2 separate regions of the Mus musculus genome follow, and region 2 is linked to region 1. Evidence: chromatin loops called from intact Hi-C (ENCODE). Cell type or tissue: left cerebral cortex. All regions are shown on one strand. Each heading gives the region's core, and the rest is flanking DNA. Links, peaks and the distances in the headings are about the cores only.

Region 1 (5,000 bases), core at 1-5,000:
GCTCCAACATACTGTAGTACAGAGTATACATCATCATTCTAGAAGGAAGGAAAGAGCACAGTGAGGAGAAACAAGACCAAAGCAAGACTGAAATCCAACAGAGCAAACTCCATACTCCGCACTCCATGTCTGACGTCAGAGCTCTCCTCAGATCTCTAACTCCTTTCAGCTGTGTTGACCACAGAAGAAGAGTGATCCAGAGCTGTGCGCCTGTCAGGGACGTGGCCCCACCTTGACTGCGCACACTGTGTGTCTCTTCAATATTCAGTACAAGATAAAAGTACCCAGAACCGCTTCATCCATATCCACAAATACAGATATCACAGAAGAGCATTTATGGATGTAAGTTGTAGAACTAGGTGCTTTTTCACGGAATACCATTTTTACTTTAAAAACAAACTGATAAATCAAGTGTAGATACTTTGCCTATAAGCCCTGAAGTCAGAATACTAAGGCAGACAAATCCAGAGTTCAGGCCAACCTGGACTATCTTAAAAAGTCCAGGGCCATCCCAGATATAGCAAACTCCTGTTCCAAAAATACCAAAATTTAACATCTAACGGTCAAGCCATAATTCAGTTAGGCTATTTGACAGGTGTTTTCTTTGAAAGTAAACCTCCTTCGTGTGTCGTTTAAAGGAAAACAGCTATGGCAGTTTTGTTGCCAGTAATAAAATTTGAATTTCTGAGGGAATATTAGAATTGTGAAAACACTATTCCCCAAACTATAGTCCAGCTTGAACTTTCTAAATGCGATTGGTGCTAGCATCTATACTTGTGGCCAGGCATGATGTGCACATCTGTAATCCCATACCTGAGACGGAGGCAGGAGGATTCTGGTCAGGAGGTGAAGGTGGTTACCAGGCTAGCCAGGGCTGCATATCAAGACCAAATCAAAAAAATATATATTTTATCTTTTATTATGTCATAATAAAAAGTAAGTTTAGAAAATTTATAAAACTCACAAGGCAGACTATCTTCTAAATGAGTAGTATAGGGACCCATAATGTCCTTAATGTTAAAACCTACAACACACGTCAATTTAGATGTAGCCATCAAGTTTATTGATACAGTTTTATAGTTCACATTGCAACTCAAATATCTTATTAGACTATAGAATAGTATCAAGGAAAACCATCACATAATCCTTCCTTTTCCTGGCTACCTGTGTATACATGCTTCTTCATGTACTTCGTTTAAACGAAGTATGATATCATATACCTGTGAGCCATGCACTAGGGAAGCTGAGATAGAAACATCTTAGAAAAATAAAACAACCATCCACATCGACCTGCTCATGTGCACCAGTGCTTAACTACGGGATGCTCTTGCGGAGGACCCAGAGTTGGCTTCCAGCACCCAAGTGGCAGCATGTAAACTCATGTAAACGGGCGCATGCATAGACAAAAAATAATCGATGAGTGAATTAATCACTTTTTAAAATACAGTTGGTCAGCAGACCCAGACAAAAACACGTTTTGAAAGAATGTGGAAGTCAGTCTTCTCACTTTTTTTGTTTTGGGGGGGTTTTAACTTTTTATTCTGTTTTATGTATATGAGTATTTGCTGCATGTATGTATGAATACCTACCACATGCATGCCTGGTGCCAATGGAGGTCTGTCTTAGTTAGGGTTCCCACTGCTGAGAAGAGACACCATGATCAAGGCAACTCTTATAAGAACAACATTTAATTAGGTCAGGCTTACAGGTTCAGAGGTCCAGTCTGTTATCATCAAGGCAGGAAGCATGGCAGCATCCAGACAGACATGGTAGCTGAGAGTTCTACATCTTGTTCCAAAGGCAAACAGGAGAAGACTTGGCTTCTAGGCAACTAGGAGAAGAGTCTCAGAGCCCACCCCGAAGTGACACATTCCTCTAACGAGGCCACACCTCCTAATAGTGCCAGTCCCTGGCCCAAACATATTCTAACCACCACAAGGCAGAAAGATCCCCAAGAATTGGATTACAGAAGACTGTGAGCTACCATATGGGTGCTGGGAACCAAACCTGGGTCATCTGGAAGAGCAGGCAACGCTTTTAACCATCTGTCTATCCAGTCCCCGTCAGAGCTTTATTTAATACAGATGGTTTTGTTCCGTACAAAATGGCACCTTAACAGACCATGATTTGATTTTAGATGGGCTCATTTTTAGGAATAGTTTTGTCAGTATAAAAAAGTAAAGAGTATGTTAAGACAAAGGTCATTTGTGTGATAAACTTAACTAATTGAATGTAGAGATTCTGAGATGCTGAGAAGAGACACCATGATCAAGGCAACTCTTATAAGAACAACATTTAATTAGGTCAGGCTTACAGGTTCAGAGGTCCAGTCTGTTATCATCAAGGCAGGAAGCATATATATATATTTTCAGATTTACAAGACATGAACAACGATGACAGCAGTAGGCATGCTAATGAGGTAGAGGGAATCACCTGAGGCCACAACCCTAGACAGAGACTGCAGGCAACTAAGAAATGCTGAAAGTGGGAGACAATGTCCCCAGATGGAAGAGCCCCTAGATTGTCCAATCCCAAGTGGTCTGCCCTGAAAACATGTATACAAGTAACATTATATTATATGGACTGTATTAAACATATTCAGGAAGACGGTGCGTAAGTACCAACAAGGAAGTAAAGGTCTGTGAGTTTGAGATCGAGCAACAGAATGTGCATGCAAATGACTAAAGGGGACAGTAGGAGGATGGTGTGATTATATTTTTATTTTAATTAAAAGTATTTGCTGTTTTAAGATTCTGCCTTTGTCAATTTCCAGCATGCTACCTTATGGCTGTCTATCCATTGGGGACTGTGTGGGTCTCATCGAGGTGGTGAGAAACTCTCACACCATCATGCAAATCCAGTGCAAAGGAGGCCTGAAGGGGGCGCTGCAGTTCAACAGCCACACACTGCATCAATGGCTCAAGGACAAGAACAAGGGCGAGATGTGAGTTTGCTCCCGTGCTCCTGGGGATGCTAGTGGTTCACCACTGAGCTCAAGAGAAATAGACTGAACTTTGAAACATTGGAGGTTATTGTGAGTGAACAAGAATTGCTTTGGTGGACCCTGATCAATCACCTTGTGTCTCTTATTCTCTTTCTTTTAATTCTTATAAACAAAATGAACATGTGTACCAGTTAGAAAAACCCGACTCGGTTCCCAGTCCCTGCGCGGGTCCCTCACAATCACCTGTACCTTTAGCTCCCGGGAACCTGATGCCCTGTTCTGGCCTCACAGTGCCTGTACTCAGCCGCACATGCCCATACATAGCTATATCATTAGAAGGAAAAAGAAATCTCTTTCTAAAGTAACATTATACATTCGAATCTTTACTCCTAGTTTGTTTTTCAAAATGATATTTTAGAAATTAATTTTCAAAGCTATCAGTGGTGGCATATGCCTTTAATCCCATTACTTAGCAAGTGGGTTTTCAGTTCCAGACCAGCCTAAGCTACATAGAAAAACAGAGGCAGAGGCAGGCAGATGTTTCTTGAGTTTGAAGCCAGCCTAGTATACATAGTGGTTTCCAGGCTAGCAGGGGCTATATGTAGTGAGACCTTATCTTTATATTTTTTTTTAATCATTTTCTCCTGGGTATTTGGCTTATTCCAGCACTCAAGTGGCTAACCCAGGAGGGTTTCTGTGAGTTTCAGGTTGCCTGGGATGTATTGTAAGAAACACTGGGGACTATAGAGCTATACAGATAATTTGGCTGATGGAAGTACTACTGCACACATGTGAAGACCAAAGCTCAATCTCTGACACCCTTAAAAGCCTCATGGTGTATGCTCAAAGCAAGGAGCCTGAACAGTTCCATCTTAGGGGCTGGCTTGCCCACAGTACAGTCAGTGGTGAGCCCCAGGTCAGTGAGAGACCTTGTCTCAAAAATTACACAGTGAGATGCTGAGGAATTGGCTTAGTTGTTAAAAACACTTGCTGTTCTTCCAGAGGACTTAGATTTGCTTCCTGGCACCATATCTGAGAGTTTTAACTGCCTGTCTCTAGCTCCATGGGGCCACACACGCTCTTGGGCCTCCACAGGTGTGTTTCCATTCACACACAAAAAAAACACATAAGTAAAAACAAATCCTTAAAGGAATAAGAGAATGCTAGAAGACAGCGAGTGCTAACTCCTGGCCTTCACACACTGCAGCTACATATCCCATGGAGAAAGAGACCATGATGGATGTTTCTTTTATTCTGATAAGAATTACGCTTAGATTCCAAGGAACATCTGAAAAGTCCTTTGAGACTAAGAGTCTCCGAACTTCTCGGCTCTTCAGACATACTTTTTTTCCTGATATTAATGAGAAATGTCAGCCGTATTTCCCCAGTTTGGCCGCAGCCACTCCGTTTCCATAGCACATATGAGGTGTGTATTTCCTTGCTGTAGATATGATGCAGCCATTGACCTGTTCACTCGGTCCTGCGCTGGGTACTGCGTGGCAACCTTTATCTTGGGAATTGGAGACCGGCACAACAGCAACATCATGGTGAAAGATGACGGACAGGTAGTGGCGTTTAAAGTGCCTTCTGGGTCTTCAGATATATTAACTCAAGATCTTTTATGTCTGCATGTTGAACTAAAATGTAATTTCTTATTTTGAAAGCTGTTTCATATAGATTTTGGGCACTTTTTGGATCACAAGAAGAAAAAATTTGGCTATAAGCGGGAACGTGTGCCATTTGTGTTGACACAGGATTTCTTGATTGTGATTAGTAAGGGAGCACAAGAGTACACCAAGACCAGAGAGTTTGAGAGGTAAGCTCCAAGGCCGTGCGTGTGTGCGTGCATGCGTGCGTGCGTGCCCACTGTGCACTGCTCCAAGACCGTGTGTGCGTGACCACTGTGCACTGCAGGGCTGCTGCCTGCATGTGGGGCAGGGATGCGGTCTTTATTGTCTCTTCTGTCCGATGTCGGGGTTGGGGCACGTGGAGATGACTTCTTTCATTGAGCTAAGTGCAACCTACAAAAGAAGTAACCTTTAAACACCCTAATTAT
Region 2 (5,626 bases), core at 377-5,376, 250 kb after region 1:
GGTTTATTCTCTTAAATTCATGAGAGATCTTGCAGATGGTATTGGTAAAGGATATCAATCTGTAAATCCATCAAACTTGTAAATGAATTGCTAGATATTTAAATGATAGTGGTTTAACTGTACTACTATATATTATAAAGTAAAATAATATCTCTCCAATTTTTCATTATTGGAACCATAGTACTTATACATTTATCATGTATATATCTATTTGAGGCAGGGTCTTGCTATGTAGCCAGTATGCATCCCTTACTGGCCTGGAACTCACTATGTAGACCAGGCTAATTTCAAACTCACAGAAATCCACCTGCCTCTGCCTCTTGAATTCTGGGATTAAAACTGTGTGCCACAATGCCTGGCTTGGAACCACAGTCCATAATAACCTATCAGTTTTATTTAGTCAAACATGAAAACATGACTGGAAATAGAATTGTTTTGGGGTGCTGATCGGCAGTGAGCACTGATCATGGGGACCACAGTACACAGCACTGAGGCAGGCTGTGTTAGGTGTTGCATACATTGAGAAGTAAGCAACCCCTCCCACAGGTCACTTGGCAGTAATGTGCTCTACATCTTAACCAGACACATCACCTCAGGCACAGCTGTGAATAAGCTTGGCTATGCTCCAGTAAAACACAGCACAAGGTTTCTGACATGGGAGTATCATAGTATTCTTAAAACTGTTTTTGAATCATTTAAAATGTAGTAATACACACACGGTGGCATGTGCCTATAATTCCAGTACAAGGAGGCAGAGGCAGGAGGATTACAACTTGGAGACTAGCCTGGCCTACACAGTGAGACTTTCTCTCAAAAAACCCAAATCCAAACCATCACTGTCAGCTCACAGCACACAGTGTCAAGTGAACGGGAGAGCATTTTCTTACTAGCGTTATTCCTGAACCTATGACAGACAGGTCAATTCCTGCCACCTTAATGGCAGGGAAATGGATGAGAGTTTATTCAACCCACCTAAGGTTACAAGTAGCCACTATGTAGCTAGACCCTAGACACTTCAATTTAAGCACTGCTACCAGGTACAGAGCTACATTACACTTGAGCTTTGGAATGGCAGGACTGGTTTGGGCCTTTGGTTATATAGATCAGGCTATCTAAGGCCTAGAGAAGCAGAGGGACAAATTGTTGCAGTAATTTGGGGTAAGAAAAGACAGTGTTCTGGGCGACACTGATAGAGATGTAGACTAAGAACAGTAGACACGGATTGGGGAGGTATTTACAAATGGGTGCTTCCTTGAATAGTGCTCCACTTGCTTGGTGAATGATTTTCACAGAAATGAAAGAAACTGAAGTCATGATTTTTAAATGCTATCTAAATCTAGCTGGAAAAATGTACTGTCTTTTAATATAAATAGCCATTGTTTAAAATGATGGATCCTATTATTATATCTGATTTGCTGATTAATTCAAAGTGAAGTGCACATTTCTTTTTCAAGTATAAATGTTAGTTGAAGTATTTCTGCTTAAAAAAAAAAAAATTCCGAATTCATCACAATCAAAGGCCAGGGATCTCTCCCAGGTAACTAACTCAAGTTCCAGATTCCTTGCACTCAAGTTCCTTTGGCTCCTGGGGAGCAGCCATCCTTTAGAACCAGAGCGGTTGATGGCCTGAGGCAAGCCTCTTAATTCCCAGTACCTAATTAACTCACTCTCGAAACCCGGCCCACTCCTGCACCAAGCCCCTCCCACTCGCCCGCCCACCTAAGACTCCTCCTACTCTATTCGCGCGCGAAGCACAGCTCCACCCACTCCCCCCGCCTTGCTCCTGGAAGCTCGGTCCACCCTACCGGCCGCTCGCGAAGCTCCACCCACCTCACCCGCCCGCGAAGCTCCGCCCCCTCCTGCCCGTACCCCAACACCTTCCCTTCTTCTGTCGCTTCTCCCTCTCCCTGCCCCTACGGATGCCTTCCATTGGCTAAGACGGCTAAACCGCGCGGGGATGCAGCAGCGCCACACTCTGATTGGCTAATGACTAAGCCGGACCCTTTGTCATTGGTTGATACGAGAAACCAGCAAGAGTGGCTGTGCAGCGGGCGTGCGGCCGCTGCTTTGTTGCCGGAGGGGGCGGCGTTGGAAGTTGCAGGCTTGCGGGGCCGGCGTTCTCAGGGAGAGGAGTCACGCCGCTGTTATCTTTCGTCCGGTAGTCTTCGGCCAGTCCCCGCCAGACAGTAGCCATGAGCGGCGGCGTGTACGGCGGAGGTGAGTGAGCGCAGCGGCGCCTCGGGGCGTGCGGACCGGAACGACCGGCCTGGTCCCTAGTCGCTTCCGTTTCCCTCCGGTCCTCGGCGGGCCCTTCCGGTCTTTGGACGGTGCTTCCGGTCCCCGTATGGGCCACGGCCTCTCCTTCTCTTCGGACCCGGGCCGGCGCGCAATAGGTTTCCGGCTTGTCCCGTCGCTGCTCCGAGATGGCCTCAAGGAAGGGCCTTGGCGCGTCTTACCGGCTGGGCTCTGATGGCAGTCCCTGGCACGCCGGGTCCCTCACTGTACCGGTTCCGCCGCGCGTTGGTCCCGGGCAGCTCGCGGAGGTTCCGGGCCCCCGGGGTTGGCACTGGGTGCGAGTGGCGCCCGGTGTTGCGGCTGCTGCTCTGGGTCCTTCAGCAGCCACTACAGCCTGGACATCGTTCCAGGCGTGCTCGGTCCCCAGATGAGCGGATCCCTGAGGTACAGGCTGCAGTTCTCCTGTCCGGCTGGGCGGGAGCCTTTTCTAGATCGGCGATAACGAAAACAAGGCTTCTAAGTACTGTTTTGTTTAAGAGTAGTTACCTAGTTAGAGACTCTCCTCTAGGGGGGATGTTGACAGGAGATGGTGCTGCCATCCCTCACGTTAACGAAGAAAAAAATATTGGCAAGAGTTAAACAACCAGCTCAAAGTTTAAAGACTCGTTGTAAATTGGGAGCAAATTGCTTCTGGGATGAGGCAGGGGTATTCCTTTCTCTGCCGTGTACAGGTAACACGCACCCATCAAGAGTTAAATAGTATCCTCACACTAACAAATCTATATCTGCATTGAGTCAGTAGATCTGTGCCCACTCATTTTAACTGCTGTGTAGGGTTTTCTGAGAATAAACTATAGTAGTTTCTCTAGGAACGGTAGTCTTTTCCCTGGCAAGAAGTGTGACAGTAATAATTACCGTTAGCTAATATTTATCGGCTTATTGTTTGTCAGCACTGTAAGTGCTTTATACATTAAAACATTCAAGGCATTTAGTCATCCTATCCTATGAGGTAAGTATTAAATACATTTTTCGGATTAAACTGTAGCAGAGAAGTTAGTAAATTACCCATCTCACATAGTGTATTAGTCATTTTTCAGTTGCTGTGATTAAAAAAAAAAAAAAAACCAAGAAACAAAAAAACAAAATCAGCTTCTAGAAGAAAGAGTTTACTTTAGCTTATGATTCCAGAGAGGTAAGAGTCCAGTTTGAGAGAGGTATGGCAGCTAACAGCAGGCATGATGGTGGGGCAGGAATCTGGGCTCACGTGTCCAACCTCAAGCATGAAGCAGCTGGAAATAGTGGGGGCTTTAAACTCAAAGCCTGTCCCCCAGTGACAGCTTCCTACATCAAGGCCCACATCTTCTAAACCTCCATAAACAGCACCACCAACTGGGGCCCAGATGTTTAAATATCAGCGTCTATAGGAGACATTTTCATTCAAACAGTTGCATATGCATCTCCTTTTAAACTAGGAATTTCTCCAAACTGGGTATGTCTAAACTAAATAGCTCTGTGATTCTCTTTGGGTGCCTCTTTGTAACTAGCACCAAACTGGGTAGATTGGGCATAGATTGGCTTTAACTAGAGAAACAGAAGAACTTTTAAGGCCTTAGCATTTGAGTAATGTAGGTAAGTAGGATTAGTGTTTTAAATTTTGAGGGGGACCCCATTGAAAAACCAGTACTGAGAAACCCAAGTGCATTATCCTAGGAGGCCTGCTGTTTGGGGTGAAGTATTTGGAAAATATACATGGAGGCTTTTCTCTAAATTAGACTGAAAAAGATTGCCAGCTTTTTTCTTACCACTAAACTGTCTCCTAAAGTCTGGAATGTGTAACTTAAATGATACGTTCATTAAATGCTTTTTACTTGGCCTGTATAAATTACACTCTAATTTCCATGCTGTGCAGTTTTCATATTTTGCTGTGTTTCTTCATTTCATGAAACAAAACATAATTCCCCATAATTGATGAAATTGTACTAGGATGTATTCGGTGGTTTTTATTTTTCTTTCCTTTGTTTGTTTGTTTGATTTGTTTTGTGCCACCAGATTCCCTTGCTGTCATTTATACACATCTTGTGCCTGTAGAGATGGCCTCTGGGCTTTCTCAGCCTCTGGTTTCAGCTTTGAACTTTGATTTGGTGATGGTAGGGTAACTATACTTTTTGCCTGTGCTTTTTGTTTTAGTATAATCGTTAAAAGCTGGTGTTCCCCACCCAAGTTAAAATGCCCCAATTTGGATGCTGCATTATAGAGTCTTCCTGGGATTGCAATCTGAGCTTGGCCCTCCCTCCCTGAATAGGCAGCTTAGCTCTGCATCATTCAGCTGTTACCACAGCTCTCAGCAGAAACCTTCTAGGTTCTGGGAACAGTTTCTTCTTGTTTCCTCAGTTTAAGGATTATGAGGGCAGTCCTTTGTTCATCCTTCTGTACCTGGACTATAGAAGTTTATAATTAGTTCCTTTAGTAAGGAAACTACTACCTGCTGTCAGTGTACCATGGCTTTCCTGATTAAACCTCCATTGATAAAACAGTATGACTTGCCATATTTTAATTAAATACATCTTGAAGGTGCATTTAATACTAGGTTCATGCCAGACATGGTGGTGCATAGTTTTAATCCACTTGAGAGTCAGAGACAGGATCTTTGTGAGTTCTGTGACACGTAAGATCACAGAGACACCCTGTCTTGAAACAACAATGGTAAACACTAGATTCTAGCTAATCATGTGTGAATGTAATGGATTTTTACAAAGTTTTAAATTTTCATTTTATATACATAAAATATGTCCTTTTCTTTGTTGAGACAAGAGTTTCTCTGTGTAGTTCTGGCTGTCCCAGAATTAGCTATGTAGACCAGTTTGGCCTAGAACTCAGAGATCTGTCTGCCTCTGCCTCCCTTATTGGGATTAAAGGCATATGCAATTCTATTTTTAATCTCTTCAGTAATTCTCTTTTAATCTCTTCAGATGAAGTTGGCGCTCTTGTTTTTGACATTGGATCGTACACAGTGAGGGCTGGCTATGCTGGCGAGGACTGCCCTAAGGTAAGAACAATGATATGAATGAATTACTTGGGTAGGCAAGAGTCATCTGTGCAAAATTAAATTCAAGCAGAACCTCAAAGCAAAACTGAAGGTAGACACTGGAAACAGCCCCTCCCGAGAGCAGCTGATCCTTCCCGCCATATTTTAACGTCCCAGGTTGATTTCCCCACGGCTATCGGTGTGGTGCTGGAGAGAGATGACGGAAGTACAATGATGGAGATTGATGGTGACAAAGGCAAGCAGGGCGGGCCCACCTACTACATAGACACCAATGCCCTCCGCGTGCCCAGGGAGAACATGGAGGCCATCTCACCACTCAAGAATGGCATGGGTATGAATTAGCTG

What was found. Peaks named below come from ENCODE experiments on the same cell type or tissue, not always from the same donor. Only the 100,000 strongest peaks of a DNase experiment are listed, where the experiment ranks them.
Region 2: it touches region 1 in a loop (2.8-fold over the local background); 2 of 42 quality-filtered maps call a loop at or near these places.

The regions. Positions count from the first base shown.
Region 1 is chr3:32,457,089-32,462,088 of GRCm38, forward strand. It overlaps Pik3ca (phosphatidylinositol-4,5-bisphosphate 3-kinase catalytic subunit alpha), which reads left to right. Exons shown (of 21, transcript NM_008839.3): 18 at 2,774-2,944; 19 at 4,392-4,509; 20 at 4,609-4,760. Among named protein-coding and RNA genes, the nearest start is that of Kcnmb3, 32 kb to the right of the region's middle. In left cerebral cortex, for the core only: a CTCF peak has its summit at 2,878 (motif pointing right); a DNase peak (open chromatin) is centred at 2,894.
Region 2 is chr3:32,706,664-32,712,289 of GRCm38, forward strand. Actl6a (actin-like 6A) reads left to right here and starts at 1,883. Exons shown (of 14, transcript NM_019673.2): 1 at 1,883-2,217; 2 at 5,205-5,281; 3 at 5,438-5,612. The coding sequence starts at 2,193. In left cerebral cortex, for the core only: a CTCF peak has its summit at 1,782; DNase peaks (open chromatin) are centred at 1,882, 2,260 and 2,480; H3K4me3 peaks cover 1,879 bases; H3K27ac peaks cover 814 bases.